Regions from separate parts of the Homo sapiens genome. Here region 2 is linked to region 1. The links are chromatin loops, found by intact Hi-C in ENCODE. Cell type or tissue: natural killer cell. All regions are shown on one strand. Links, peaks and the distances in the headings refer to the core of each region. The heading gives the core; the rest is flanking DNA. Region 1 overlaps MYO1D (myosin ID). Region 2 overlaps MYO1D (myosin ID).

What was found. Peaks named below come from ENCODE experiments on the same cell type or tissue, not always from the same donor. Only the 100,000 strongest peaks of a DNase experiment are listed, where the experiment ranks them.
Region 2: a loop joins it to region 1, with 1.9 times the contacts of the local background. A loop is called at or near these places in 5 of 110 quality-filtered maps.

Annotation. Positions count from the first base shown.
Region 1 is chr17:32,602,855-32,618,862 of GRCh38, forward strand. It overlaps MYO1D (myosin ID), which reads right to left. Exons shown (of 22, transcript NM_015194.3): 21 at 2,233-2,387. Among named protein-coding and RNA genes, the nearest start is that of CDK5R1, 120 kb to the left of the region's middle. In natural killer cell, for the core only: a CTCF peak has its summit at 6,475 (motif pointing left); a DNase peak (open chromatin) is centred at 6,467.
Region 2 is chr17:32,544,170-32,560,177 of GRCh38, forward strand. The region is part of intron 21 of MYO1D (myosin ID); the gene reads right to left. Among named protein-coding and RNA genes, the nearest start is that of CDK5R1, 65 kb to the left of the region's middle. RefSeq lists an enhancer at 1,950-2,449. In natural killer cell, for the core only: no CTCF peak of the experiment used is centred there; a DNase peak (open chromatin) is centred at 7,202; H3K27ac peaks cover 439 bases.

The DNA.
Region 1 (16,008 bases), core at 2,886-10,885:
TGAATTTCAATGTCATGGCAATGATACGATAGTTGACAATAAAGGAAAATAGCTAGAAAAAATCAAATTAACCTTTTCCCAAAAAGTAAATAGTAAGTTGATGACTAAAACTCTAAGTCAAAATTTCAAGCCTGACTTTTCTGGGGTCTGGGAGGAAAGATTTTATCTCTCATTTCCACTTCACTCTTAATTCATAAGATAGAAACACCAAGAATTAAAAAAAAAAAATCCACCAAAAAATTCCTAGCATCTTGATAGTCTTCTCTTCACATTTATAAATTTTAAAGAAATTAAAAATCCTTACATACATTAAAGATAGAGGACATACGCCTAGAAATGTACCTCAGCATGCATATGCTAGCTAGGAAAAGAAAGCAACTGATGAAATCTACATCCAGGTTCACGTATTTCTGTCACTTGTAGAAGGCACTTAATAGATCAGAATTTGCTAAATAAGCACCCAGATAGAGATAAAATACTTCAATCTCCCAGGCAAAAACTCTTGCATTCATTAGTACTGGTATCCAAATTAAGAGTAACAAATTAAAATTCCTTTAATTTTCTATACTTTGCTATAAATATTAGCAGGAAAATAAGCTTGCTTATTTGAGTTATAGACATTTATTGCAGAGATGCCTTCTTTATGTCTTTTCCTTACATTCTAAACTTTTTTTTTTTTTTTTTTTTTTGAGACAGAGTCTCCTTCTGTTGCCCAGGTTGGAGTGAAGTGGCGGGATCTTGGCTCACAGCAAGCTCCGCCTCCCAGGTTCACGCCATTCTCCTGCCTCAGCCTCCTGAGTAGCTGGGACTACAGGTGCCCGCCACCAAGCCCAGCTAATTTTTTGTATTTTTAGTAGAGACGGGGTTTCACTGTGTTACCCAGGATGGTCTCGATCTGCTGACCTCGTGATCCGCCCGCCTCAGCCTCCCAAAGTGCTGGGATTACAGGCGTGAGCCACTGCGCCTGGCCACATTCTAAACTTTTTAAAATTTTTCTTAGCTTTACATTTATTTGGCAGATGGAAAGGAATTTTCAAAAGTCTATGCATTTATTATTATTTTTGGTAATTACTTTCTTATTTTTTCCCCACAAATGACCATTAAGTATTATTTTACTTACAGCATGTAAAAGCATTTAATGATAGAAAATATTTAAAGATCTACTTTGATCTAGAATGTAAGGTGTAATAACATAAAATAAATGGTCTGTGCAGCCCACCTCTAAAATTATGCTCTATACATTTATCAGCCAAAATGAATACAATAGAATTAGATATGTGGACATCTGATTCCAAATATGTGTTTGTTGAGAGAAAGAGAAGCCACGTCTAAACTGAAAAAAAAAAACATACTAATAAGGAATACTTGATTAATTTTAGGAACTCAGGAAATGTCTTTTAGGAAGAAAAAGTAACTACACTTGTATCATTTCTTAGTCACTGATTTTGATGAGTGGTCTTCTCCCAGCATCAGGTGGGGTTGGGGAGGTGAAGGCAGCATGCCACAAAGAGAGCACTTGACTTTGGAGAGATACACCCACCCAAATACTCCATGACCCCTTATGGGAAGAGAAATCCAATCTCTGAAACAACTCCAATAAATAACCAGACAAAATCACTCCCCTGCTTAAAATTATCCATTCACTGGTCCCCATCACTCTCAGGACCTGCTCTCTGTTTATATTTATTATATCATTGTTCACCCCCCTGCCCCAGGTATCATCAGGGCTTACTATGAAGTTCTCAGATTATGCCATGTTCCATCATGACTCCATGTTTCTGCAGTGGTCACTGCCTCTCTCAGGAATTCTTGTAGTCTTCATGGACTTGCAAACCATCCCAAATCTGCCTTCTAATTTGCTTATGGTCATAGTGGACACACAAACTGATTATACTTGGGGTAAATGAGAAGCTATGACGAGAAGAATATAAAGTAATTTGTCTATCTTTTGGATTTAATTGCATTTGGATCGACAGTGGAATAAAAATCACCATTTAGGGAAATCTCTCATTGTTGGTTCAGCTGGAGGCTGGAAAAGTAGAGGATCATTCCTAACCTTGAAAGTAAGCTGGGATGCTAATTTTACCTTCTGCGAAACAGATGATTTAAGTTGTCCTTATGGAGAAAAATAGCTCAATACATTAAAATTGGCACAAAACAAGCTCAGTGATAATTACGATTAAAGATTTCATAGATTTAAAACGTGTCTTAGTTACAAAAATCAAACTTTACCTCTTGAAATGATTCACCAGCACTCCAACAAGTTCTCCAATTCGACTCTCATGGGTTGGCTGTTTGCTGAAGAGGCAGACAATGAGGTCTTTGTTGTCTTTCGTATGGAACACTACAAGTTGGTCCTTTCCATTGGAGACACTCAGACCAGTCAACTGCAAAGAGAAAATGCATGGAAAACTATTTGGATCATTCTCAAAAGAATGAATTAAAAAATACATTTTGGAGCTGGGCATGGTGGCATGTGCCTGTAGTCCCAGCTACTTGGGAGGCTGATACAGGATGATCATTTGAGCCCTGGAGTTTGAATCCAGCCTGGACAACATAACGAGACACCATCCCTAAAAACAACAAAACACGTCATACATTTTCTAAGGGTTTTGCTCAGTGACCCCCTGACTTTAATCTTCTATCAGTTTCACGGAACAAGCAGATGGAAGGAAATAATAAAGAGCAGAAATGAACAAAATTTGAAATAGAAAAACAATACAGAAAAATTAATGAAACAGGGATGGTTCTTTCAGAAGATCAATAAAATTGATAAACCTCTAGCCCAAAACAAAAAAAGAAGGAAGAACTTATTGCCAATATCAGGAATGGAAGAGGGGCCATCTCTATAGACCACACAGACATTAAAAGGATAATATTAAAATATTTGGACCAATTCTATACAAAAACTTATTCAACAACTTAGTTAAAACCAAATAATTCTGGCAGGGTGCAGTGGCTCACACCTGTAATCCTAGCACTTTGGGAGGCCAAGGCGGGCGGATTGCCTGAGCTCAGGAGTTCGAGACCAGCCTTGGCAACATGGTGAAACCCCATCTCTACTGAAATACAAAAAAAAAAACACACAAAAAAACATTAGCCGGGCATGGAGGCGTGCGCCTGTAGTCCCAGCTACTTGGGGGGCTGAGGCAGGAGAACTGTTTGAACCCAGGAGGCAGAGGTTGCCGTGAGCTGAGATCATGCCACTGTACTCCACTCCAGCCTGGTGACAGAGTGAGACTCCATCTCAACAACAACAACAAATAATTATTTAAGAGTCACAAAATACTAAAACTCTCCAAGAAGAAATAACTTGAATAATTCTGTATCTGTTGAAGAAATTAGATTTATATTTAAAAACATTTTGAAAAAGAAAATTCTAGTCCCAGATGATTTCAATAGTGAATTCCACCAAACATTTAAAGAAGAAATAACACCAATTCACCATATTTCTTCTAGAAAATAGGAGAGAAGGGAACACTTCCTAACTCACTTTGAAGCTGGCATTATTCTGATATCAAAAATAAACACAACAGTACAAGAAAACTACAAACTGATATCCTTCATCAACACGGATGTAAAAATGGATGTCAAGAAAATATTAGCAAATTAAATCCAACAATACATAAAAATGATAATACAACATGACCAAGTGGAGTTTATCTAAGAAATGCAAGGCTAGTTAGGTATTCAAAAATTAATCAAGGTAATGACAGAATAAAATGACAGGATAACAAAGAAAATCCACAGATTGTATCAAGTGACACAGAAAAAGTACTTGACAAAATTCAACATCTATCCATGATAAAAATTTCTCAGCAAACCAGGATTATAAGGGAACTTAACCTGATAAAATGACATATACAACATGCCACAGCTAACATCATACTTGGTGAAGAAGGACTGAATGTTTTCCCTTAAGATCGGGAGCAATGCAAGGATTTCCACTGTCACTGCAGCTATGCAACATTATACTGGAAGCCCTAGCCAGTGCAGTAAGGCAGGTTAAATAAATTAAAAAGCGGCTGGGTGTGGTGGCTCACGCCTGTAATCCCAGCACTTTGGGAGGCTGAGGTGGGTGGATCACTTGAGGTCAGGGGTTCGAGACCAGCCTGACCAATATGGTGAAACCCTGTATCTACTAAAAATACAAAAATTAGCCAGGTGTGGTGGCAGGCGCCTGTAATCCCAGCTACTCAGGAGGCTGAGGCAGGAGAATCGTGTGAACCCGGGAGGCGGAGGTTGCAGTGAGTTGAGATCGCGTCACTGCACTTCAGCCTGGGCAACAGAGCGAGACTCCATCTCAAAGAAAAAAAAAATTAAAAAGCATACAGATTGAAAAGGAAGAAACACATGTCTCTGTTTTCAGATTACATGATTGCCTACATAGAAAATGCCAAGGATCCACAAAATAGCTCCCAGAACTAATAAGCGCATCTAGTAAGGTCAAAGGATACAAGGCTGACATACAAAAATATTTCTATATTAGCAATGAAAAATTTGAAACAAAAATTGAAAAACAAAACCATCTATAACAACTCCAAAAACAAAAATACTTAGATATAAATCTAACAAAACATCTATCTGTAGGACCTACATGTTGAAAACTACAAAATGTTGAACAAGTTAAATTAAAAGGCTGATGAAAGGAATAAAAGAAAACCTAAATAAATGAAGGAAAATAATATCCTCATGGACTAGAAAACCCAAATTCTTAAGATACCAATTTTTCCCATATTAATCTATAGATTTAATGAAATCCCAACCAAAATCCCAGCAAGATTTTTTGTAGGTATCAACAAGCAGATTCTGAAATATGTATGGAAAAGCAAAAGAACTAGAATAGCCATAACAGTTTTGTAAATGAAGAATAAAGTTGGAGGGCTCATAGAGGCTGATTTTAATGCTTAGTATAAAGCTAGGTTAATCAAGACAATAATTTAGAAAGGAAAAAAAAAACATAGATCAGAAACAGACTCACGTGAATATGGCCAATAATTTTTTCACCAGGGTGCAAAGACAGCTCAATGAAGAAAGGATAATGTGGGCATCTGGATAACTTGGAACATTTGGACACCCCCATGCAAACGGAAATAAAAGTCTACCTAAATCTCACATCTCGTAAACAATTCAGAGTGCACTATAAGATCGAAATGCAAAATGTAAAACTAGAAAACTTTTAGGAGAAAACATAGAAGAAAATCTTTGTGACCTTGGGCTGGCAAATATTTCTTAGAAATGATACCAAAAGCACAATCCATAAAGCAAAAAAATTGATAAATTGAACTTGATCAAATTTAAAACTTTTGCTCTAAGGAAGACACTGGTGGGAGAGTGAAAAGACTAGCCACAGACTGGTAGAAAATATTTGCAAAAATGTATCTGATAAAGGACTTGTATTTAGAATCTATAAAGAGCTCTTAAAACTTGATAGTAAACAACTCAATTAAAAATGATGGATAAAAGATTTGAAATCACTTCACCAAAGAAGGCATAGGGGTGAATAAGCACATGAAAGGGTGCTCAACATCAGCAGCCATTAGGGAAATGCAAACTAAAACTGCAATGGGAACCACTGCAAACCCATCAGAATGGCTAAAATAACAAAACAGCCTACAACAACAAAAGAGTGATAATACTAAATGCTGGTGAGGACACAGAACAAGTGGGACTCACATGCATCATTGGTGAAAATACAAAATGTAAAATGTTACAGCCACTGTGGAAACAGTGGTTGTTAACTCAAAAAATTAAATGGAAAATTACCACATGAGCCAGCAATCTCACTCCTAGGCACATATCCTAGAGAAATAAAAACTTAGCTTCACATGAAAATTTATACATGAATGTTTACAGCAGCTCTACTAATAATTGACAAAAGCTGGAAACGACCCAAATATCCAGCAGCATGTGCACGGATAAACAAACTGTGGTACATTTAAATAATGGAACGCTACTCAGCAATGAACAAACTAATGATACAGATTACTGACATGCAACAACATAGATAAATCTCACAGGCATTATGGTTGAATGAAAGCAGCCAGTCTCAAAAGGTTACAGCCTGTGTGACGCCATTTATATGATATTCTCTAGAAGATAAAAGGATAAGGATGGACAACAGATCAGTAGCTGCCAGGGTTTGGGGTTATGAGGAGTCCGATACAAGGGAGTTTTTGGGGTATGGAACTACTCTGTATCCTGACTGTGGCAGTGGTTACACAAATTTACGCCCATACTAAGACTCAAGAGACCTGTACACCACCACCCATGCACGTAAATTATATTCATTGCCTATAAATTTAAAAAATTGCACACCCTGGCTGTTTTGATCTCTAGATATTCTACTTTGGTCAATAAAGCAGAAGTCAGAGTGATTTCCTCATTCTGTGGTCTGTTCTTCTATTGCATAAAATACCGAAGTGCCACCTCCTGGCTACCACAGGTGCTATCAGCCAGGCGGGCAGGCAGCATGAACAAGGCAACCACTGGGGGATGGCGCAGTGCCACACGGCCTGTGGTAGGGACAGACGTGCAGAAGATGCTGAGAATGTGATCCCTGTTCTTGGGGGATTCACAATCCAGTTGGATCAGAGGAAGAGGTAAGTATTAAATAACTGAAGAAAAACACCTTAACAATTTACAGATTTGCAGTGTCACTTAGTTCCATGCCTATGTTTTACAGATAGAAATTGAGACTGAAGGAGTTCAGCCCGTCTGCAGGCCCGGGAACTAGAACTCAGACCTGCAGACTGATGGGGACTCATGTTCTTTCCATCACACCAGGTTTTTCAAGTATCATGTATAAATGAACATAGAATATTTATATATTCTATAAATAAGTATTCCCATGAATACATTTTCATAGGAGGTGAGTTCTTGGGTTGATTTTAAAGAATGCCAGGGTCAGGGCTTAATGGAGAGAAGGGAAAATATTAAAGAAATTGGAAATCATTCACCAACCAATGTGGATCGTGGGCTTTCTGAGGCCATTGGTAAGAGAATATAGCAAACTCTCTGCCACTTACATGTACTGGATCCAGATGATTTTTATATGATTAAATTAAAAATATCATTTTCATTTTAAAAAAACATTTTATGTCTATCACGCTTCACTCTCATTTCATTATTTTATATGTGAAATTCAAAATTGAATTGATGTAGCACTTCACAGGAGAGCTTGATTAAAGCCTAAAGAAATGAGAATGGTAACAGCAGTAACTCTGCCAGCATATCCCAGGAGCATTAGCTGCAGGGGTTCAGGGAAAAGAGACAGATTCGGCAAAGAACGCTGAAACCACAGGGATAGAGGATCCCTTCCTAGGTGCTACCTGGACCAGAGGACAGGAGCCAATGACTCTGCTCTCGGCCACAACCCCCTCTCAGCGGGTGGGCTTCTCTCCCTCCCCTTCTCTCTCCCTTGCTGTCTAGGTGGCTTTATCTGCTGTGGATGGGAATTCTTCATGTGTACGCCCAGGCCTAGTGGTGTGTCAGTCTCAGAAGAAATGAGGGAAAACAGTACTTAAGTTGCTCTGCTACACAAATAATGAAAGATTAAGTCCCTATTGTTGCCAAAGCAGGACAAACAGCACCCAGAACGTCCCCTTTAGTTCTGGAAGAAAGGATGGTAAGTGGGGATTAGTGTACTAAGGATGACCTGGGTGTTAATCCCAATTCAGCCATGTGATCTTGAGTGACTCATTTAATTTATTGGGGCATCTGTCTCCTTTTCTGCAAAATAAGGATAACATCAGGTGCCTTGTCTACCTTGCAGGGTTGTGGTAAGGATCAAATAGTAGCAACTCTGGAGTACAAAAAGTAAATAAGCAAAAAAACCCTCTGTCTTCGAGGGTCTTACACTCTAAGTGAAAATAAGTCAGCAAAACTTTATCACTGAAAATATAATTTTAAAACCTTACAACACCATGCAAATGGAAGGTATTTTGTGAAACACCTCAGCTGGGGAAGGGGTCACTACCTCATTGCATTTGGGCAGCCATAACACATAGATGCGTTTCTCCGAACAAAAGGGAAACTCCTTATCAAGGCTCCCCCTGCCCCTGTTGCTTCCTTATTTCTCCTAATCTATGAGATTTCTATGCTATGATAAATCTAAGCCTTCCCCTTCTTTGGCCTTGAAGATTTGAACAGGGCAAAAAGAGTCTCTGATTGCAACCCATTTCAATTCTCCCAGCCTCTCCTTACTAAGAAGGACCAAACAGTGAACACAACTAGATAGGTAAAGAGCTGAGCAGTTCTGGAAGAGGAGGCCGGCCTGAGAAATCAGAGCAGATGTCCTCTCCTCCTCTGCAATGGAATGAGCGCTAGAGAGCAGAGCTCACTATACAAGAAAATCTCTAATCCATATTCTCATTTACGAAATCAGCGCAAAACAGACCGATATTAGAAAGAGAAATAATTCGAAAAGACAAATATGATAAATTACATACACAATGGAAGCAGTAACTGAATAGATACTTTAGAAAATTAAAGAATAATAGAAGAAAACATCCCAGTCTTTAGACAGAAAGGAATCACAGGTACCAGCCAAACTTAGAGGATCTTCTGGATGTGTAGCCCAGAGAAGTTTTAGACCTGTAGAATAAAGGAAAAAATCTTCAAGTACCTAGGCATACAAAAATAAGTTATCTACACAGGAAAATAAAATTCAGGTTTATATCCTTTTTTAAAACAGAAAACTTGGCCAAGTGTGGTGGCTTACACCAGTAACCTCGACACTTTGGGAGGCCAAGACGGGAGGATCACTTGAGGTCAGGAGTTTGAGACTGGCCTGGCCAACACGGTGAAACCCCGTCTCTACTAAAAATACAAAAATTAGCTGGTTGTGGTGGAGGGTGCCTATAGTCCCAGCTAATCAGGAGGCTGGGGCAGGAGAATCACTTGTATCTGGGAGGCAGAGGTTGCAGTGAGCCGAGATCATGCCACTGCCCTCCAGCCTGGGCACTGAAGCGAGACTCCGTCTCAAAAACAAAAAGAAAACTCTATTAATTTTGTCACAATTCACAGGAGGAGATAAGTAAATCCATTTTATTCTTGATATCAATTAGGAAAGATCAGCTCAAATATTTAACAGTAATCATTAAGATGAAAAAGGATGTGTAAGGTTCTAACCAGTAGTAAAAAGAGAATAAATAAAACTTGACCAATGCAGCAACAGAAAAAAGAATGAAATAGCGTGGGAGCATAAAAAATAGAAAGCATTTAAATAACACGATTGAATTTAAGAAAAGTTTTTTTGCCAGTTGCTGTAAGAAATGTGAACAGGATACAACTCCTTTATTGGAGGACGAGGGGTTATAGATTTAAGCAAAAAACAAAAATATACCCTGTTTATAAAATTAATTAAGATAAAAGTAGAAGTTTATGAATGAGAACAACATACATAATAAATTAAAGAGCTGGTTCTTTGAACAGACCAAACCCTTGGCAGAGTCTCACCAAGGAAAAAACAGGCAAAACCGCAAATATTTAACATTAGGAATGAGAAAGGGATTTAAGAAAGGGTGTGTTGACTTTCAAAATTATAAGAGGCCAAGAGCAGTTGCTCAAGCCTCTAATCCCAGCACTTTGGGAGACTGAGACAGGAGGATCACTTGAGGCCGGGAGTTCATGACCAGCCTGGGCAACATAGCAAAAACCCCAGCTAAAAAAAAAATTAGCTGGAGCTGGATGTGGTGGTGCGTGCCTGTAGTCCCAGCTACTCAGGAGGCTGAGGCAGGAGGATTGCTTGAGCCTAGGAGTTTGAGGTTACAGTGAGCTGATCACGCCACTGCACTCCAGCCTGGGTGACAGAGTGAGACCCATCTCAAAAAAAAAAAAACAAAAAAAAAAAAAAAAGAAGAAGAAGAAATTAGAAGAGAAAAACTTTTGTAATTGTAATTTCATATTAATGAAATGCATATTTTTTTTTAAAGATGTGGTCTAGCTGTCTTGCCCAGGCTGGAGTGCAGTGGCACGATCTCGGCTCACTGCAGCCTCTACCTCCCAGGCTCAAGCAATCTTCCCACCCCAGCCTCCCATGCAGCTGGGACCACAGGAGCACGTCACCACACCCGGCTAGTTTTTGTATTTTCAGTAGAGACAGGGTTTTGTCATGTTGCCCAGGCTGTCATGAATTCCTAAGCTCAAGTGATCCTCCCACCTTGGCCTCCCAAAGTGCTGGGATTACAGGTGTAAGCCACTGCACCAGGCCTGAAATGCATGATTTTATAGGAAAATATAAATTAGTAAAATTGACTTAAAGAAAGATAAAACAATTAATTTCTATTTATAACTAGCAAAAAGTTTTTTTTTAGATTATCAGAAAAATACTCTTCTAGTTCTTACTAGGCACAGGTTATGTTATAGGCCCAGGTAATTTCTATCATACTTAAATGCTCTACAATATGGAAAAAGAGAAAAATCATACTGACTCATTTTATTTATCCTGCTAGCAAAACCTGCTGAATCTCTCTCTCATACACAAAAACAAACACACCCAGAAATCAATGTAACGTACAAATACAGATGCAAAATCCAAAATAATTAACAAACTGGATGCAACAAGATAAACACCATGACCATGAGCGTATATTCACAAGGGTAAGGGTGGTTCACTAGTAAGAAATACCTCAATATAGGCCAGGTGCAGTGGCTCACGCCTGTAATCCCAGCACTTTTGGAGGCCGAGGTGGGCAGATCACGAGGTCAGGAGATCAAGATCATCCTAGCCAACATGGTGAAACTCTGTCTCTACTAAAAATACAAAAATTAGCTGTGCGTGGTGGTGCGTGCCTGTAATCCCAGCTACTCGGGGGGCTGAGGCAGGAGAATCGCATGAACCAGGAAGGCAGAGATTGCAGTGAGCCGAAATAGTGCCACTGCACTCCAGCACTCCAGCACTCCAGCCTGGGCGACAGAGCAAGATTCCATCTCAAAAAAAAAAAAAAAAAAAAAAAAAGAAATACCTCAATATAACTCAGTTTATTTATTAATAGTTCACATTTATGTATTATCCGTGTGCTTGTCCAACCAGAATGATCTCCTTGGGGTCAGGCTCGCTGGCTTTCACTTTTTTCAGCCAAGTATGAAGTTTTGCATTTGTATTGTTTTTATTTTACAGTATACCATGGTATATAAAACAATACTTCATTTTACAGTAAGATGGTAAATACTCAAATGTATTTATTGCTATTTCATCACTATAATAATGTTTTAATTTTTTTTTTTTTTTTTTTTTTAACTCTGGAGCATCTTTGTTCCAAACTTCCTCCCAGTAGCAGCTGTTCCACAATCTTCTGTCCTGGAGAATCTCTCCTCTTCTTTGGTTACTGCTCTCTACATACACCTCTAAGGGACTTCATTCTTGGTATTCCCCCCACCTCCCTGCCCTTCCATGCCCCCGCCCCCCACACCCCGTCCAAAGCTATGCCTGACACACAAAGAACTTTCATGAAATTGTAGCGGTCACTTAATTTCTGCAGGTGTTTGCTCGTATTTTGACACAGACACTTGGGTTTTTGGATGTACTATTCAACTTCTGTTCTTTGATTAGACTGCAGAGATAATGCTTATGTTCTTTTGATCTCAATTAACAAATTGATTTGGCTGCTCTTTGATGGAGAACATTCTGTTCATTCTGTTTTCCATTCAGAAACTTGGGAGACAGTTTGCTCTGGCTTTTTGCAGGACACCTGGTGACTTTCTTTTCACCTTTCTCTGTTCTGTTCATCTGTCTCTCCTAATCTCCCTCCTTCTCCCTTCCCAGTCCCCCACATCTTGTTCCCTCCTTACTCCTCAACTAGCTATAACTCAGGAAGCTCAGCTGTGTGGGCTCATCATGGAAATGGTGGAAGCTGTGGCATAACTGAGAGTTTATCCCTTTATAAGCAAGCATCTCTTGAAAGCAACAACTTGCTTGAGCCCAGAGCCCTCATGCAAGCAGGCTGATGGTCTTGAGGTGCCATGCCGTGAGGCAGCCAAACCTCTCAGAGGGGTCGTGTGCAGGTGCTCTGGTCAGCAGTCCTGGCTTGAGCTCTGCCAGCCGGGGCCAGACAAGTGAGTGTATGAGGGCTCCAGTGATTCCAACTCTCACTCACCAAGTAACCCCCACCTTCGAATCTTCCTAATGGAGGCCCTAGACATTGTGGAGCAGAGGCATGCTGGCCTCACAGTGCCTCTTTCAAATTCTTTACCAACAGAATCCAAGAACATAATAAAGTAGCGGTCGTTTCATTCCACTAAGTCTGGGGTGGATTGTTACACAGCAATAGTAATTGGAATAAAAATTTGGAACAGGAGTAGGGTGCTCCTATAACATAATCCCAGATAGTTGGCACTGGCTTTGGGAAGTAGGTGGAAGCTGGAAAGGTTCTGAGAGACTGTTGGGGGAATCATGGCAGGCCTTCAAGAGGAGGTCAGTGAGGGCCTGAGGAAAACAGGGAAAAGACTACTTCGAGCCAGAGGAAAGCGGACCTTTGTTAAGGAGAAAATTTGACAACACTGTTGCCTATGGGAAGGCAGAAAATAGAAAATGTACGTAACAAATGTGATGATCTAGATAAGGAGATTTCTAGACAGAATACTGAAAGTGCCATCTGGCTTCTTCTTGCTGTCTATGAAAAAAATGTGAGAGGAGAGAGAGGACCTTAATAAAGAATGGTTCTGCTCTCATGTAAAATTTAGAGGAAACATAAAGAAGCCTGCAATTGCTAGGCTTGAAAATAAAACTGTTTCTTATTCCCAGCTTCTCCAGATGGCAAATGATTCTCAAATTAAGAAATGGTTTCAGGGCAACGGATCAAACCCAGAGTGGGATTGTAAAATCCTTTGTTAAAACCTTAGAAAGATCGAAGGCATCCATAGTATCTTCCAGACAGACTAAACGAGGCTCTAAAGATCTTTAGGGCATGCCTTACAAATTCTATCCGATAAACAACAGGGCTCCTGAATCTTAAGGGTCTTGTCCCACAATAGCTCACGAGGAGCCCAAGGTATGGGAGAGTTTATTTTGCAGAGATTTGTGGGCGTGTTTTTTGTCTAATGGAGTGATTATAAATTGATACACAGTGAAACCATCAAAATTTCAAAGGACTGGACTGAAAGCAACATAGACATGGCAAAATGCAAAGAGGCTCTGGACCTGTGGACAGGAAGCAGCTAAGAAAGCTACTTAGTTGCAAACACAGATGGTCAGTGAGTGTTTTGTGCCCCTCATTCCCCTCCTCTTTGAACAGAAATGTCTGTGGTAGGTATCCCACCCCTAGATCATCACTGCATGTTGGGTATGCGGGGCAGGTAACTTTTCCTTTTAGTTGGTCTTCAGATTGCAGGAACTCTACTTAAGGAACTGTGCCTGGATTGAATTAGATGAGATCCTGGCCCTTGACCTTAAACCTGGTATTATAAGGAGATGAGACTTTTGGGACATCTTGGGAGTGGGTAAGCACATTCTAGTTTATTTTACTTCATTTTTTTGAGTCAGGGTCTCACTCTGTTGCCCAGGCTGGAGTGCAGTGGTGCAATGATGGCTCAAACCTTGAGCTCCTGGGCTCAAGCAGTCCTCTGCCTCAGCCTCCCAAGTAGCTGGGACTACAGGCATGTACCACCACATCTGACTAATTAAAAACTTTTTTTTTTTTTTTTTGGTAGAAATGAGGTCTTGCTGTGTTGCCCAGACTGGTCTTGAATTCCAGGCCTCAAGTGGTCCTCCTGCCTTGGCGTCCTTAAAGTGTTGGGATTACAGGTGTAACCACAGTGGTTGGCTGGTAAGTGCATTTTAAGTAAGAGTAACAAAAATAATTTTTAATCAGCGGGTAGAAAGTGGAGGATTTAAAACAAGTTTGCAAAATTTTTGCCACTCCTCCCATAGAAAGATAGAGGTCTATATCCTCACCCCTTCAATCTAGGCTTACTATATGACTGGCTTTTGACGAATAAAATGCAACAGAATTGGGGCTGTGTGACTTCTGAGGCCTGCTCATAAAAGGCAATGCAGCTTCTGCCTCGTTTAATGGGACACTCATGTTTTGAGCACTAAGTCAGCTCATAAGAAGTCCAACTACCAGCCAGTCGTGGTGGCTCATGCCTGTAATCCCAGCATATTGGGTGGATCACCTGAGGCCAGGTGTTCAAGACCAGGCTGGCCAACATGGCCATTTCTATTAAAAATACAAAAATTAGCTGGGCATGGTGGCGCATGCCTGTAGTTCCAGCTATTCTGGAGGCTGAGGCACGAGAATTGTTGAACCTGGGAGGCGGAGGTTGCATTGAGCTGAGATCACGCCACTGTACTCTAGCCTGGGCAATAGAGTAGACTGTCTCAAAAAAAGTTAATAAAAAAAATAAAGAAGGCTGACTACCTTGAGGCCACCATGTTGTGAGGAAGCCAAGCATCTCCAAAAGGCCTCATAAGGCTCTCCGGTCAGCAGTTTCAGTCTCCGAGTCCTCCCCACTGAGGTGTCAGTCACCTCAGTGAACATGCCTTCAAATGATTCCAGCCCCAGCCCTTAAATCACCCCTAGTCTTTAAGTCTTCCCAGCTAAGGCCTCAGATACTGCAGAGCAGAGAGAAGCCACCTGCTTTGCTCTTTTTTTTGAGACGGAGTTTCGCTGTTGTCTGTTGTTGGCCTGGGCTGGAGTGCAATGGCATGATCTCAGCTCACTGCAACCTCTGCCTCCTGGGTTCCAGCAATCCTCCTGCCTCAGCCTCCTAAGCAGCTGAGATTACAGGCACCCGCCACCATGCCCGGGTAATTTTTATATTTTTAGTAGATATGGGGTTTCACCATGTTGGCCAGGCTGGTCTCGAACTCTTAGCCTCAGGTGATCCACCCGCTTCAGCCTCCCAAAGTGCTGGGATTACAGGCATGAGCCACTGCTCGCGGCCCACCTATTCTGAATCACTGACCCAAGAACATATGACAGTAACAGAGAGAAACCTTAATTTTGTAAATGCATCATAGAAAGAATACATTGTTTGGGATAACTAAGAATTAATTCCTTTATAAACAGACAGTCACTTTCAAAAATTTTTTGTTATTATTTTAACACATCAGATAAACAGTAAAAATACCATATTTATAAATATTTTCCCACTTCATGAAACAGAATAAAATTCTTTTCCTTTCTTAGGGATTCAAAGTTGTTATGGTGAATGTTAATTAGTAAGTATGCTTTAAAACAGATGCATCTTCAGGGCTACTAGGCTCTCTGTGACTGCACGCCTGGATCACATGATCCAAACATCATACCAGTATGTGTGAGCCACATGCTGTTTTAATGGTAAAACAAAACCTATTTCTACAAAACATGAGCTTTGAGCAGTAATGAAAAACTGTCTTGAAACCAGTATAATCGACTTTATTCCCAAGTGCTTGTTGTGAGCCTAGTACTATTGATCAACATTATTCAGGTCAAGGAAAATAATTGTAATCAACTGATTAAAAGGGCTAAGTTTATATCATTGATTGACAAGGGCTTTCAACCCTTGATTTTAACAGCTTGATGAAAGCCACTCAGCAAAACTCTTCAGTAAGTTTCCAACACCAATTCACCTCACTGCACTGAATAAATAAAACATCTCCATATCAAACTTCAATTTCTTCCCAATATTCCACATCCTGACAGGGATCAAGGGCACCATCAAGAAGAACATTTACAACCCACATAATGTTCTCATCACAGTGGATTTGGTACTTAACAAAATTAAATACAAATTCCTCTAGAGAGTGACACACAGGAAGCTGGGCCTCCCATAGCTGCCTCTGTTAATTAATTAATTAATTCTTTTTTTTTTTTTGAGACGGAATCTTGCTCTGTTGCCCAGGCCAGAGTACAATGGCATGATCTCAGCTCACTGCAACCTCCGACTCCCGGGTTTCAGTGATTCTCCTGCCTCAGCCTCCCGAGTAGCTGGGATTACAGGCGACTGCCACCATGCCTGGCTAATTTTTGTATTTTTAGTAGAGACAAGGTTTCACCATGTTGGCCAGGCTGGTCTCAAACTCCA
Region 2 (16,008 bases), core at 3,705-11,704, 58 kb before region 1:
ACTGCAGCCTTGACCTCCCGCACTCAGGTGATCCTCCCGCCTCAGCCTCCCAAGTAGCTGAGACTACAGGTGTGCACTACCATACCCAGCTAATTAAAAAAAAAAAAAATTTGTAGAGACACTGTCTCACTATGTTGCCCAGGCTGGTCTTGAACTCCTAGGTTCAAGCGATCTTCCTGTCTTGGCCTCCCAAAGTGCTGAGATTACAGGCATGAGCCACTGTGCCCAGCCTAAAGCTTGCTAAGTTTTATATGACACTAGCTTTTCTTTTAAAAATTCTACTGTCCAAATTGTACACATGATTAATGAAATAGTGGTATATTTTAAAGGAATCTCCAAAAATGAGTAGGATTGGGGTGGTAAAAGTTCTGTTGCTGACCACGTCTTATGAAGGTACTCTTAGAGAATACTAGCAATCTTCTCTCTTCCCCATTGTTAGAAAGACAAGGATAGAACAACACCTCTCAGGGATCCTGGGAAAATATGCTAGATGTTTTGGAAAGTAGGTATACTTGCATATAGAAAAATAAGAGGCAACTATGTGTTCTTTGCAAGTATCACATCAGTCAGGCAGTTGCTTTCCTTATTTTTATTAAAAGAGAAAATGATCAACACTTGTTCATGCATACACATATACACACACACTCATACTTACAACCTTTACTATGTATGCTTTTCTAAGCATAATATATATATGGCCAAATTAGTCAAATTCCCCATTTTATTAGTTGATCTGGTAAAATATTTGATAAAATGCATATTTTTAGTTCTCTGTGACTTCTCTTTCTCCAAGTTTTCTCTGTTTCCTATATCTGGGCACAGACCTTGTCCACCTGCCTTGCGTATTGATATGGAGTCTCTGCTTAGTGTAGGGGAGCAAGGGGAGGAGGCATCTCTTCCCCTTACAAGGTCTTTGTTCCATCTTGCCCCTCTCTGGCCTCTCCCGCTGAATGCCTGTGGCCCCGAGTCTGCATCTCTCTTTGGGCAGAGTGCGCAAGACACAAACCAAGGAGTCAGACTCGAGTTGGAGTCCTAACTCTGCACTTCCCAGCTGTGGGCACCTCTGGCTTACACAGCCTCTCCAGGGCTCAGTTTCCTCATATAAAAAATGGGAGCAATGCTCATCTCATGGGGTTATACAGGGTAAGTGAGAAAACGTATGTAAAGCATGTGGCTCAGTGGCAGCACCCAGGAAACATCAGTAAACAGTGGCATATTATTCTCCTGTTTTAGGCTTCCTTCTGAATGTAGTCAGTCCCCATTATTAGATCGTAAACCCTTTGAGGGATCAAATATTTATTGAACTAATGGGGAAAGGAACGTGAGAGGAGTGGAATACCATTCCACCTCTTATTAGGAAGACACTCACAGAGAATCATGACCGCTGTCTTACTTCTGTCCCTAACTGGTCCCTAGTTAATTGATCAGCCTAAGGCTACATTGTTCTACCAGCCATATGGTAGACTTTAATTAGTGAAGATAGTAAAGCATGAAAGGTCAATTATTATACATTCTTATTGTGATACATAACCTCTCAGCTTAAATTTTATATGCAATTCGCCACATGAATGACATCTCCAATTTCTGAAGTATCCAGGTGATTTTTTTTTTTTTTGGGGTTCCACATAAGTGTCAATCTCTACAATACTGAAGAACAGAAAGTAGGATGAAATGCTTTCTCCCTTTCCTCTGTACACAATAAGAATTTAAGGTCTGTTTCTTTTTCTCGGTGTCTTTTCTAAAGGACTTGGGGTACTTGGGAGTATGCATCTGAAGCCCTGAGCTAAACTCCTGTGATATGAATTTTATTGGGTTTGAACCAGGGAAAGCTTCTAGTGGAGACTCATATGATTCTTTCACACTCTTGGAATAACAGCCACTGAGGCCTTGCCAGACCACGTGGCTGCAGATTCACAGTCTGGGTCGCCTTCCCTTCACACACCCGCCCTGGAGCACCCAGGCTGCCTTTGTAACGGCCCTGAGCTGTTAATGGTTCTGATGCTGCACCCGGTAGAAATGGCTCCCTCACTATGGACTTAGCCACTTTGAGGGCTGAACAGTAGCTCATCCACTCTCTGGTTTTCCTTTGGAATTCAGTAATGAACTCATTAAATCACCAACTTGTTGTGACAGGAAGTCATTCAGATGCTGATGCTATTGCCATGGAAACCATCCCTCTGCGAGGAGCTCTGTCTGTCTTTGTCGAGGAGCACTCCAGCTCCATAATTACTGTCACCCCCAAATAACACAGAGCCATCACGACTGTGAGCAAGTCCAGAAGCAGGGGCACACAGAAAACCTATTTTGCTTTCAGATGATGAATCCTTGTTGGTTTTAGTATTTTTAGCACACATTTCTCTTCTGTGCCGGTTGTCTTTTTAATTCCTATGTGCTGGCTGCTTTCCAGCACCTTTCCTAGAGAAGCAGAAAAAGGATTTGTGGGGGGCATGGCTGCCAAGGATATTCATTTAAAAAGAACCTACTGTTTCCCCAAACCCCTGTGCTCCCAAATATGAAAATATGAGTTCTCCTGCCTTTTAGTTGAGACTCCAAGAAAGGAATCTCAAATTCAATTAGTTTACAGCCTATAAAATGCAAAGGTAGTACTGCAAATCAGTAATGCCCAGATGCAAATTCAGAGGTGCACCTCAAAGTGATGTTTGCTTTATTTTGTTTGGGTTATCTAGGCTATCACTGAGCTCCATTATTGAAGGCTGGCCAAGTCACAAAAATAAGAACCTTTTTTTTTTTTTTTTAGAGACAGGGTCTTGCTTTGTCACCAGGCTGGAGTGTACAGTGGCACAATCACAGCCCACTACAGCCTCAAATTCCTGAGCTCCAGTGATCCTCCTTCCTCAGCCTTCTGAGTAGCTGGAACTACATCACCGTGCCCAGCTAATTAAACATTTTTTTTTTTGTAAAGACAGCATCTTACTATGTTTCCCAGGCTAGTCTCAAATTCCTGGCTTCAAGCAAATCCTCCCACCTCTACCTCCCAAAGTGTTGGCATTACAGGTGTGGGCCATTGTGCCGGCACGAGAACTCATCTAACTCAAAGCAGCAATCAAGTCTTTTTTCATATATGTTACAGCACATGGTATATTGTGAATATTCAAAGATAACCAGCACCTAATGAGTACCTGCCAGACACAGCGGCAGGCAATTTACATTATGTTTCATGATTTAAATTAATCTGCATAAAAATCCCATGGGACAGGTATTTTTATCCCAGTTTTACAGCTAAGGAATGTGAGGCTCTAAGTTAGGTAAATTAAATAAATGCCACGCTTTTCCATATGCATAGTCATTAACATGTCACACTTCATGTGTCCATAGGCATAAAGGTGACTTCTGCTGCCGCAGAATCACAGAAGCTCAGATTAGGAAAGGTTGTTCATAATTGTCTTGTCCAACCAACCAACCGCTTCTGCAGCATCCCAAGTGATTGTCTGATCTCAGCCTGAGTATTTCCAGTGATAGAGAATTCACTATAGTAGCTCAGCGCAGTGGGTCACTCCTATAATCCTAGCACTTTGGGAGGCCAAGGCAGGCCGATCACTTGAGGCCAGGAGATCGAGACCAGCCTGGCCAACATGGCGAAACCCTGAATCTACTAAAAAACCTACAAAAATTAGCCGGGCGTGGTGGTGCATGCCTGTAGTCTCAGCTACATGGGAAGCTGAGGTGGGAGAATCACTTGAACCTGGGAGGCAGAGGTTGCAGTGAGCTGAGATTGTGGCACTGCACTCCAGCCTGGGTGAAGGAGCAAGACCGTGTCTTAAAAAAAAAAAAAAATTCACTACGGAGAGTGGTCCATTTTGGACAGCCCAGTTCTTAATTTCCTTAGTTTGTTCTTAACATGACGAGAGAGCACTCATCATTGCAGTTGCTATAGAACCCTAAGCCCTTTCTTTCTGGGTTTGTCACCTGCTGAAGAAATTTGGCTCTGGCCAAAAGTTTGTCCTCTAGGCAGGGCATGGTGGCATGCCTGTCATTCCAGCACTTTGGGTGGCTGAGGTGGGCAGATTGCTTGAGCCCAGGAGTTGGAGACCAGCCTGGGCAACAAGGCTGGTCTTTTATATTTTTTGTCTCTACAAAAAATACAAAAAATTAACTGGGCATGGTGGTGCACGTATATAGTCCCAGCTACTGGGAGGCTGAGGTGGGAGAATGGCTTGATCCGAGGAGAAGGAGGTTGCAATGAGCCAAGATCGCGCCACTGCACTCCAGCCTGGGTGACAGAGCGAGACCTGTCTCAAGAAAAAAAAAAAAAAGTTTATCCTCTAGGATTATCTAGGTATAGAAGGCAGAGGAGGGAAAATGAGAAGGGGCCTAATAAGAAGGAGTTAGAGCTAGGTTAAGAGCTGTCTGAGCTCCTCAAGAAGACCTCAGCAGGTCACTGGCTCTATGAGCATTTGGCAACGTGGGGAAAAATCCTGTTTTCCAGTGCCAGTGGGAAGTCACTGTGTTGCATGGGACACCAATGAGGGGAGACCTGACTTCTTATTCAGTACCACTTTAAATTCTTTTTAAATTATTTTTTGGTCTTTTTTTTTTTTTTTGAGATGGAGTCTCACTGTGTTGCCCAGGCTGGAGTACAGTGGCATGATCTTGGCTCTCTGCAACCTCTGCCTCCCGGGTTCAAGCAATACTCCTGCCTCAGCCTCCCAAGTAGCTGGGATTACAGGTGTGCACCACCGCGCCTAGCTAATTTTTGTATTTTTAGTAGAGATGGGGTCTCACCATGTTGGCCAAGCTTGTCTTGAATTCCTGACCTCAAATGATCCACCTGCCTCGGCCTCCAAAGTGTTGGGATTACAGGCGTGAGCCACCGCGCCTGGCCGACTTTTAATTATTTTTATATATATCTGTATACACATACATTTACACTGAAAAAATATATGTTACACAAAATGCATAATCCTTTTTGTTTGTTTGTTTGAGACAGGGTCTTGTTCTGTTGTCCAGGCTGGAGTTCAGTGGTGCCATCTCAGCTCACTGCAATCTCTGTCTCTTGGGCTCAAGTGAGCCTCCCACCTCAGCCTCCAGAGCAGCTAGGACTACAGGCACACAGCACCACACCCAGCTAATTTTGTTCATTATTTTTGTAGAGACAAGGTCTCACTATTTTGCCCAGACTTGTCTTAAACTCCTGGGCTCAAGTGATCCACCCAGCTCAGTCTCCCAAAGTGCTGGGATTACAGGTGTGAGCCACTGCACCCTCCCTCTTAATCGTTTGTTACAAATATAAACGTTAAAGATAAGTAGTGAGCAGGAATCCCTGGGCCACCTTCTGAAAATGTTAGCGAGGTCATAGGAGGGGCATAGCACTGACTTTCTAATTTACGAAGCTCTGTTTTCCGTAGTGTTAATGTCACTTCTGTTTGTGGGAATTATAAGTTTAAATGCACATAGCTAACGTTTGGAGAGGGTCTGCCATGAGTTGGATGCCATGCTAGGAGGGTTACACTCATAAATGGTCATTTGCCTCTGCTTCAGTCTGGGAACTACTTGGTGGCAAGGTGTGTGGTCTATGCAAATACCAATGACCTGAATGACTTTTGTCAAGTCTCTTCAATCCCAGAGCCTCATTTTCCTCATCTGTCACATGAAGGACACGTTAATTGCATTAACTATCTTATGGAAGTATTGCGAAATAGGAGTAAAATGCAGTGTGAAAGCCTTTTGTATCCTCACAGACACACCCAGGATCAATACTTTGCATCTTTCAATCCAATGAAGTTGACACTCAGTATTATCCATCACAAAAAGCATAAAACTATAAAGTTCTATGGAATGTGCCTAATTTAGTGTTCTATGATAGTGAATACTTAACGGAATGAAAAGATCAGTATTAATAATATGTTAGGTCAAATCTCCTTTACAATGAATCCCATGAAAACAAAATGATTTTCAAGCTTTGAGCTATAATTTTTTTTTTTTTTTTTGAGATGGAGTCTAACTCTGTTGCCCAGGCTGGAGGGCAGCGGTGTAATCTCAGCTCACTGCAACCCCTGCCTTGCTGGTTCAAGTGATTCTCGTGCCTCAGCCTTCCAAGTAGCTGGGATTACAGGTGTGCACCACCATGGCCGGCTAATTTTTGTATTTTTAGTAGAGACGGAGTTTCACTGTGTTGGCCAGGCTGGTCTCGAACTCCTGATCTTAGGTGATCTGCCTGCCTTGGCCTCCCAAAGTGCCGGGATTACTGCGCCCAGCCTGAGCTATGCTTTGTTACAAGAAATATGCCATATAAAATTTTTTCAATACTACAGAGTTGCAATTTTTTTTTGGTGTTCACTGTCTCATGATCTAACCTGTTGCAAAGATTAAAGCAAAATTTTCCACAGCTAATCACAGAGGATTAGTAAGGCCTCTATAATACCACACATTAAAAATGAGGAAATCACAAACTGAGTCCCATGTCTTCATTCTTTGTAGATTTGTTTTCTAGGTAATTAAAAAGGTACTTGCGAATATACTCTGCCTACTTCTAAAAAGTATTTGGGGATAGCCTATAATAATAGAAATAGGAGTAATAAAAGTGGGCCACGCACTGTGGCTCAGGCCTGAAATCCCAGCACTTTTGGAGGCTGAGGAGGGAGGACAGCTTGAGCCCAGGAGTTGGAGACCAGCCTGGGTAATGTAGTGAGATGCTGTTTTTACAAAAAATTTAAAAATTAGCTAGGTTTCAGCTACTTGGGTGGCTGAGGTGGGAGGATCACTTGAGCCTGGAAGGTTGAGGTTACAGGGAGCTATGATTGTACCATTGCCTTCCAGCCCTAGGCAACAGAGTGTCAAAAAAAAGAGAAAGAAATGATAATAGTGAAATAATTTTAGAATATTTTCATCCAATTTACAGCCATTTCTTAATATTATCAGCGAAACAGAATTAATCTAGAGTTAGAAATGAGATCTATAGTTTCTGACACTGAAAGTATTTTATTCACTATAACTAAACATTGAGTGGCTGGTAGCTGATAATGAATGACTTCTAGGGGTGGGGAGCCTGTAGAATTGTCCCAAACTATAGGACTCAAAGACAATGAACATAAATGTAATTAAGAAGTGGATTAGATCAAGAGGCAGTGCATGCTCAGATCATACATTTTGCTTCTGTTTGGATGTAACAGCCAGCCTTATGCAGAATATATTAAGAAAACCACACAAAAGGGAAATGAGTCACTTACAAAAGACCAGAAAAGCTTAGGCTAACCGGCTAGACAAGACTTGGCCATGTCTTTTTCTGCCTTGGTTTCACTTGTATATCCTGAAAGCACCACCTTGTCTGAATCACAGGAGAGAAAAATGTTTTTGGCAAATATACATTGGACACGTCCAGCTTTACTTTTGCTCTTTCTCTATGTCCCCCCACCCACCATCCCACTGCCACACACACACACACACACACACACACACGCATCCAGGTGGCTTTGGAATGTATGTGGCTTTTCCCTTCGGGAGTCTCACCTTCATAATTATGTTTGACCTGGACTAACATTAAAACATTTTGCTCTTCCCGAGAACACACCAATCAGCACGCGGTTCCATTTTCTCATGGATCATGACCCATTATCCTTTCTATTTTCTGCTGGAATGAAAGTTCCATGGCACAGGAACACCGTCTATATCTTGCTCACTTCCTGTACAGAGCCTGGCACATTGTTGGTACTCAATAAATATTTCTTGATTGAATAAATATTTTCAGTCTCTCCTCCAGTGGCTATCTGCTTTGTCCTTAGCCTAGAAGCATGTTCAAATCTCCTCCAGTAAACAAAAGACCAAAAAGTCCACCTGTTCTTCCCTATCCCTCCACTGCTACCAAATGCCTTGAAGTTAAAATAAACTATCCATAGCTAATGTCTTCTCCCTCATCGTACTTTGCAGTCAAGCTTTACTTATGCACTGTTTTTTGTTTTGTTTCGTTTGGACAGGGTCTTGCTTTGTTGCCTAGGCAGAGGGGCATTGGCGTAATCATGGCTCACTGCAGCCTCAGCCTCCTGGACTCAAGCAATCCTCCCACCTCAGCCTCCTGAGTAGCTGGGACTAGAGGCACACACTACCACACCTGGCTAATTTTTGTATTTTTTGTAGAGATGGGGGTCTTACTATATTGCCCAGGCTGGTCTTGAACTCCTGGGTTCAAATAATTGGCCCACCTGGGCCTCCCACAGTGCTGGTATTACAGGCATGAGCCACAGCCTGGCCTGCATTGCTCACTCTTTAACCTTTGTAATCCATCCATCCATCCACCCATCCATCCATCCATCCATCCATCCATCCATCCATCCATCCATTCATCCATCCCTCCCCTCCTTGTCTCCCTCCCAACCATCTGTTCATCTGTTCACCTCCCCTTTTTTGCCCTCCTTCCTTTTATCCATCCATCCACTCTTTCATCTCCCACCTTCCTCCTTCTGTCCTTTGCTTCTGTAAATGTATACACCAATGCTTACTATGTCCTAGGTACTGTGCTGGGTACTAGAGAGAGGATGTTTAAGAACAGTCACTGCAGTGGAAATGCTCTTGCTCCAATGGAAGATACAGATGTGGAAACTGAAGCTTCTTAAACCGGGACACGATTATTTCCCTTGGATGTGCATCAGGGTGCTATAGTAAGCGAAACCACAGAACGAAGATGGAGAAACTTGCTGGAGACTAAGCTTTACTCCATGTAAGTAACTGGAAACACCTGACACCCAAGTAAATTAAAACCAACATTTAGAATGACAGCATGAAAAACAGCATCAACCATTACCAAAACACAGGCCTTTAAAGAAGCATGCCAGGCTGGGCACAGTGACTCACGCCCATAATCCCAGCACTCTGGGAGGCTGAGGCAGGAGGACTGCTTGAGTCCAGGAGTTCAGGGCCAGTATGGGCAATATAGTGAGATGCCATTCTCTAAGACAAAAAAAAAAAAACAAAAAACAAAACAAAAAAAAAAACAAAAAAACCAGCAGCATGTCATAGGCTGTGTTGGGATATGTCCCTGGTGAATGTTGAGTTAACTCTTCCCTGTTGCTGGGGGAACTCCTTAGAGGAGCCTGAAAAGCACTGAGAAGTAGAAAACTACTACACAAGGTGGCATGCTAGCTAGAGAGATGAACTATAGTGCCAAGGGACCTCTGAGAAATTCACAACAGTGTTGAGTGAATTTTGCAGAAGGCTGAATAGGACTGCCTTTACAGAGGAGGCGATATTTGAAGTGGTTCCTGAAAGAGGAGTGGCTCACCAGGAAGAGCAGGGGAGAGTATTGTGGGTGGAGGAAGCAGTGTGTGCAATTACCAGGGCTGCGAATGGACCTGACATAGAATAGGAAAGAGTCTAGCAGAAAGAATCAGCTCCTCTTCTAGCAGCTGAAAAAGGACGTGGGTTTTGATGGCACAATGAAGGGCCTAGGTATCTTGCTAGAAAGTTCCAAAGCTGAAGACCATTCCCTCTCCTTGAAACTCTTTTTCTCTCGGCACTGCTGTCATTCTGCTTCTCCTACTTCTTTGACAAGTTCTTCTTAGTCCTGTTTACTTATTTCTCCTCCTCAACACCCCTTTCCCACCTTTGGAATGTTATGTTCCTGAGAGTTCCTTATTGGCCATGTTTTTCTTCTTCTTCTCCACACATGGCTTGTTTCATTCACTCCCACCACTTCAACTTCCTTTAAGCTGGCTTCCCAATCCACACTCCCCAGTACAGACTCCTGGGGTCCAGGCTCCCCGTTCTCACTGCTTAGATATTTCCACCTGAACTGAACTATATCCTTTTAAAATAAGTACGTTCTAACATGTCTGTGTCATCTTCCATGCTCTTCCCCTCCTTTCTATGGCTCTGCCTCTGCCTCCCATAGTTGTTATGGTCTAGGCTAATGGAACCGTGATCTACCAACTCACCTAAATAAAATACCTGAGTCACCAGTTACTCTGCTCATCACCTACAGCCATTCAGTTGCCTGCCCTCCTGAGCCTCTGTTCAATATGTTCTTTCCTTTAAAACTCCACTGGGATTCTCAACTGAGCTGAGAGTCCCTGCCCCTGCCCCTGCCCCTGCCCCTGCCCCTACCTGAGGTTGAGAATCACTGCACATAGTGAGAGCTACTCCTGATGGGTGTACTCTGTACAATTAGACTGTGTGGGGGCAGGAAAGGGTTGGAATCACTGCCATGGCCAGATCCCTCTTGGGCAACTGCAACACCTAGTTAATTGGTCTCCCTGATACCAGTTCCTTCCCCTCTGGAACCTTCTCCACACTTCTTCAGTTATCTTTGAAATACAGAAATCTGATTAAAGATGACAAATTATTGAAATTTATAATATAAAAATTATTAAAATTTGTAAAAGTACTGAAGAATGGGAAGGATATATAAGTGAATATTTACCTGATCTTTCAGTGGGGAAAAGCATTCATGTAAAGGCTAAAGGAAAGGACAGAATTGACCACATACAAATGCAAAACTTTTGTTGAAAAAAGAATGCAGAAAGACAGACTGGGAAAGTATCTGCAAGTAGTGTAAATGGTCTTAATATATAAAAAGCTCCTAAAAATTAGTAACCAAATCATAAACACACCAAAAGAAAAAAAATCAGCAAAGGATATGAATAATCCATGAAACACGTACAAATCACAGGTAGACCCATGGCAGAAAACGTTCAATTTCATTTAAGAAATGCAGACTGAAACAATGGATATACGAAGTTTTTTCCTTTTCAAACGGGCCAATTAAATCTAGTGCAAAGTGAGTAGCTTGGTAAGTGAAGTATGCTCACACTTGGCTGGTAGGAGCATAACATGGTACAAGCTTTTAGGAAGCTAATCTAGAAAAATGTACGAAAAGCCTTAAAAAATATACACTTTTTGACCCCGCAACTCTGTCTCTAGGAATTCCTAAGGAAACAATTACGGATATGAATAAATACATCATTTTAAGGATAATTATCACAGCACTGTTTGTAAGGCTGAAAATTAGAAACATTCTAGGTGCTCAATCGCAGGGCTTGTCGAATAAATGTACGAATTTAGCACAAATTTCCTGTGTCACTGTTCCTTTCCAGCACAGCCTTTAACACCTGTGTGGTTAGCATGAAATACCACACAGATATTACAAGCTGTGCTGGAAAAGAACAGTGACACAGGAAAACATTTTCAGAATGTTTGCTCTATATTGTTAAGTGAAATCACAATTATAAGATAGAATGTACAGAAGAATCTCATATTTGTAAAACTATACACAGATCTATATGCAAAGAAGATATAAAAATGTGAACAATGGTTTGAATGTGTGCTTCCAGTTTTTTTTAATGTACTTGTGTATATTTTCTAAAATTTCTACAAATAGAGTTACTTTGTTGTCAGAAAAAATATTTTTAAGTGGAAACACAAAATCCTCCTCTGTTCTGGCTGCCTGTTGTCTGTTGCATAAAACCAAAATCTCTTGACCTGGTATCCTAGGCTTGTCGCAATCTGCCTCCTCCTTGGCTTTCCAGCCTGCTTTTCCCGCTCGTCCCGGCTAGAATCCTGTATCCGTGGCACATCCACCAACACCCATGCCATTCCAGACCCTTGCCCACAATAGCCACACCCCTCCTCACACCACGTGCAAAGCCGTGGCTAATGGTCTGTTCCTCCAACTCCTGGCCAGCTTTCAATTCCTCAAGCATACTAAGTTCTTTTCTGCCTCAGGGCCTTTGCACCAACTATTCTTCCTGACTGGGTTGGTCTTCACAGTTCCTGTTCATCTTCCGAGCCTGAGCTGAAGTGTCACCTCTTCATTTGGCCTTCTCCCACCACTCTATGAAAAGAGGGCACCTCGTTTTCTGCCTCAGAGCCCTGCTTATTCCTCCTTAGCACTTATCATATCGAATTATTTTTACTCATTTGTTTACTTGGGTTTTGTGTGTTTGCCCCACTGGAATGTAAGGTTGAGAACAGGGAGTGTGATGTGTCTAACCCAGGGCCTTGCACATGGCAGGTGCACGTAGTTATTTACGGAATGGGCAAACAGTGGGAAGACCAACTGCTTTGTAAAGCCTTTCTATGTGCTGCCATGGGACTCCCAATGGGGGAGACTCATCTCTACCAATCTTCTCTTACCTATATTTTTCTAACTTAATGCAGTTCTTTCTTTACAGCTGTTGCCTGCCATGGACTGTAGGTGCTCTGACACAGACTGGATAGAGCAGCCAAGGCCTGGCCCACTGCAGGTGGTCAACAAGTGGGTGCTCTGAATGAATGGGTGAGTGGGGCTCCTGAGGGCTCGAAGTGGGTGGAGGAAGCCATTCTAGAATTGAACAGTTGCTACAGGTCACACAGATGATGAAACACTGCCTACAGGCCAGCTTCAGCTCACACAAGCCCACTGTAAACCGTGCAGACACAGGGTTTATGGCCACAATTTTTTTTTTTTTTTTTAAGATGGGATCTTGCTATGTGGCTCAGGCTGGTCTTGAACTCCTGGGCTCAAGAGATCCTCCCACCTCAGCCTCCCAAAGTGTCTGGATTGTAGGCATGAGCCACTGCACTCAGCCAAAATGTTTAACTACATATAAAACTGGATTTTAGCAACAAGTTAGTTAGCAACTTATTCTTGAGCTTCACATTTAAAAAATGAACATCACATTTAACATTAAGACCATGGGAATTAAATGAAGACAAAATAGGAATATTATAGTGTTTTGGGTCTGTGAGAAAATGATTTGTGCTAAACTCCCTAACCTAAGGAATTTACAGGCTCTTTGTGGAACCTGAAACTTGATGATGTTTGTTTCCTTTACAATGTGGCTTGGTGAGACCTCTAGGAAGAGATCTCACATATTTTACAGACAAATGATGCAGGGAAATCACCCCAATTAAAGCAGTTTAAACTATGATGAATGTAGAGAATGGCCAGCAGCTTGTGGGACACCCTGCAGTTATCATTCAGTGAAATGATGTGTGCCTTTCACTCGGCAGGCTTAGTTTATCCATTTTTTTTTTTTTGAGATGGTGTTTCACTCTTGTTGTCCAGGCTGGAGTTCAGTGGCGTGATCTCGGCTCACTGCAACCTCTGCCTTCCGGTTTCAAGCTGTTCTCCTGCCTCAGCCTCCTGAGTAGCTGGGATTACAGATGCCCGCTACCACGCCCGGCTAATTTTTTTTATTTTTAGTAGAGATGGGGTTTCACCATGTTGGCCTCGAACTCCTGACTTCGTGATCCACCTGCCTTGGCCTCCCAAAGTGCTGGGATTACAGGTGTGAGCCACTGTGCCCGGCCTAGTTCATCTTTAGTAAAGGTGGCCAAACTGGGTGGGGCTTGAGATGCTCTGGTGCTCTAGTTCAGGAGTCGGCAAACTTCCTTTTTTTTCTTTTTCTTCTTTTTTTGAGACAAGGTCTTGCTCTGTCACTCAGGCCAGAGTGCAGTGGCAGGATCTTGGGTCACTTCAGTCTCAACCTCACAGGTTCAAGCGATCCTCCCGTTACCCACCCTCACCCCCATCCAGTAGCTGGGACTACAGGAGCACGCCACCATGCCTAAATTTTGTATTTTTTGCAGAGATGGGGTTTCGCTCAGCAAAGTCTTTCTATAAGAGGAAAGATGGTAAATATTTCAGCTTTGCAGGTCATACAGTCTGCACTGTAACTATGTAATTTGGACATAATTATATAATGTTTTGTGACACCTGAAAATTATATAAAATTCAAATTGTGTTTATAAATAACATTTTATGGGAACACAGCCACGCTCATTCATTTATGTCCACACTCCACAGCCATGTCCACATTTATTGAAACTGTGGACGTAAATGAATGGGCATGGCTGTGTTCCCATAAAATGTTATTTATAGACACAATTTGAATTTTACATAATTTTCAGGTGTTACAAAATATTAAACCTCTCTTGAGTTTTTATCCCCTTAAACATATAAAAATGCAAAGTCATCTTGGGGGTGGGCCAGATTCTATTGTGGATCAAAGTTTGTCAACCTCAGGTCTAGTTTAAAACAGTTTGTCTGTGTGGGAAACCATGGGATGATAAAAAGAAACACTCTGAGAGGCAGGGCCCTCCTTGATCTCAAGAGTAAGTTCCAACCCTTGAGTGCCTAGGCCCAATGGAAACAATTTATTTCTGAGCACAGCCAGGCTGGAGATGGGCAGCAGACAGTTAACACTGAACAGAAGATGGAGCAGCAAGGAAACAAGGCTTTGCTCTCAGAAGAGAAGAGTGTTCTTTGAAGTTTGATTAAAAGTGTTTTACTTCACACCTTATGGAAGCACATTACATTGTGCTTTTTCACTGCAGGATGAACAGAAAATCAGTAATGCACTGCTATCATCACATGCTCACACCTGTGGTTTGAAAACAGCAAACAAACCACTCTCCATGCAAGGGCGCATTGTCAGATAACACAACCGCTGAGAATAAGAGCCCAGAAATGTTCTTTCTTTTCAAGAGAACCAGGCTTCCTCCACAGTTCTCCCTGGTTTTGCTATAGAATGAATTCCCAGGGAGATGAGAGGATATAGAGGTCATTAACACGCTCCGTCTCTTCTGCCCCTCTCATTTTCTATTTTAAAATGTGCTTCCGTTTTAAATATTTTACTTCCTCTGCTTTGAATAATACCAGTACCCTACATCTGACAGGGAGTATAGTCTTGGGACAAGACACTGAGGCGGGGAGTAGATGCTGGAGCCAGACTGTCTGAGCTCTGGTCCATTACTATAATAATTAGCTGTGGTCCTGAGAAAGCCACTGAACCCTTCCATGCCTCAGTTTCTCCAGCTATAAATGGCAGTAATAATAGGGCCCACCTTCTAGAGTTACTGTGAGGCTTATATGAGCTAACATATGCATGGTGCTTTCAATATAGCCTAGCACAGACTAAGGACTAGACAAATGTTAACTATTTTTATTATCTGCATGTGTTTAATAAGTATCTCAGAACGTGTGCTTGTGTGTGTGCAATATGAACCAAATTGTCTTTCAAGGGCTTCTAAATTACTGAATTGGATCTTGAATTTCCTGAACTTTACTTGTTGGGGCATGTTCTTTAAAGAAAAGCTTGTATAAAAAAGGGTTTGTAATCCATATACAATAGGGATCTCAACTGTTTTCTGAAGCGCAATTTATTTTTCTCATATACTTTTCTTAAATTAAGTTTAGCTTAATGTTGCCTCCTTACATATTTTAAGTTTGGACTAAAGGTTTCTCCACACATAATGACCTGTAACCTAACTGGATGTGTGAGCAGACCATAATCTACTCTTGAAACTCGGAGCTGAGTCTCACTCAATCACTTGAGTTTCAGCTGAGTTTCAGCCAATCACAGGTGTTCAGCTGTTCAAGCCAAGGTCAAATAAGGCACATGCTCAGCTGTAGCCAATCCAGCTGCTTCTGTAGTTTACTTCTGTTTTGTATACTCACTTTCTTTTTCTGTCCATAAACATTATCTGACCATGTGGCAGCCCCAGAGTTGTTCTCAATCTATTCTGGTTCCGGAGGCTGCCTGATTTGTGAATCATTCTTTGCTCAATTAAACTCTGTTAAATTTAATTTGCCTAAATTGAACACTTCTGGCACTTTGTTACCATTATCTTTTTATCACATTTCATCATTTCCATCCTAATACGTTTTACTATCTTTAACTTCTCTTTTTATTGATATCTATCATTAATTTTTTGTAATTTAAATCAATTATATCCATTCCCAGCCACAGACCTTTAAATGAAGTATTTCTTGACTCTTCAGTGTCACTGTCTGTATTTGTCAATGCTATGGTATTGTAATGCAGTGACACAGTAGTTATCCTATAGAAACCCTCATCCAACTGCATAAAAAGTGTGCCAGGTGTGGTGGCTCACGCCTGTAATCCCAGCACTTTGGGAGGCCAAGGCGGGCAGATCACGAGGTCAGGAGTTCAAGACCAGCCTGACCAACATGGTGAAACCCCCATCTCTACTAAAAATACAAAATTAGCCAGGTGTGGTGGCATGTGCCTGTAATCCCAGCTACTCAGGAGGATGAGGCAGGAGAACTGCTTGAAC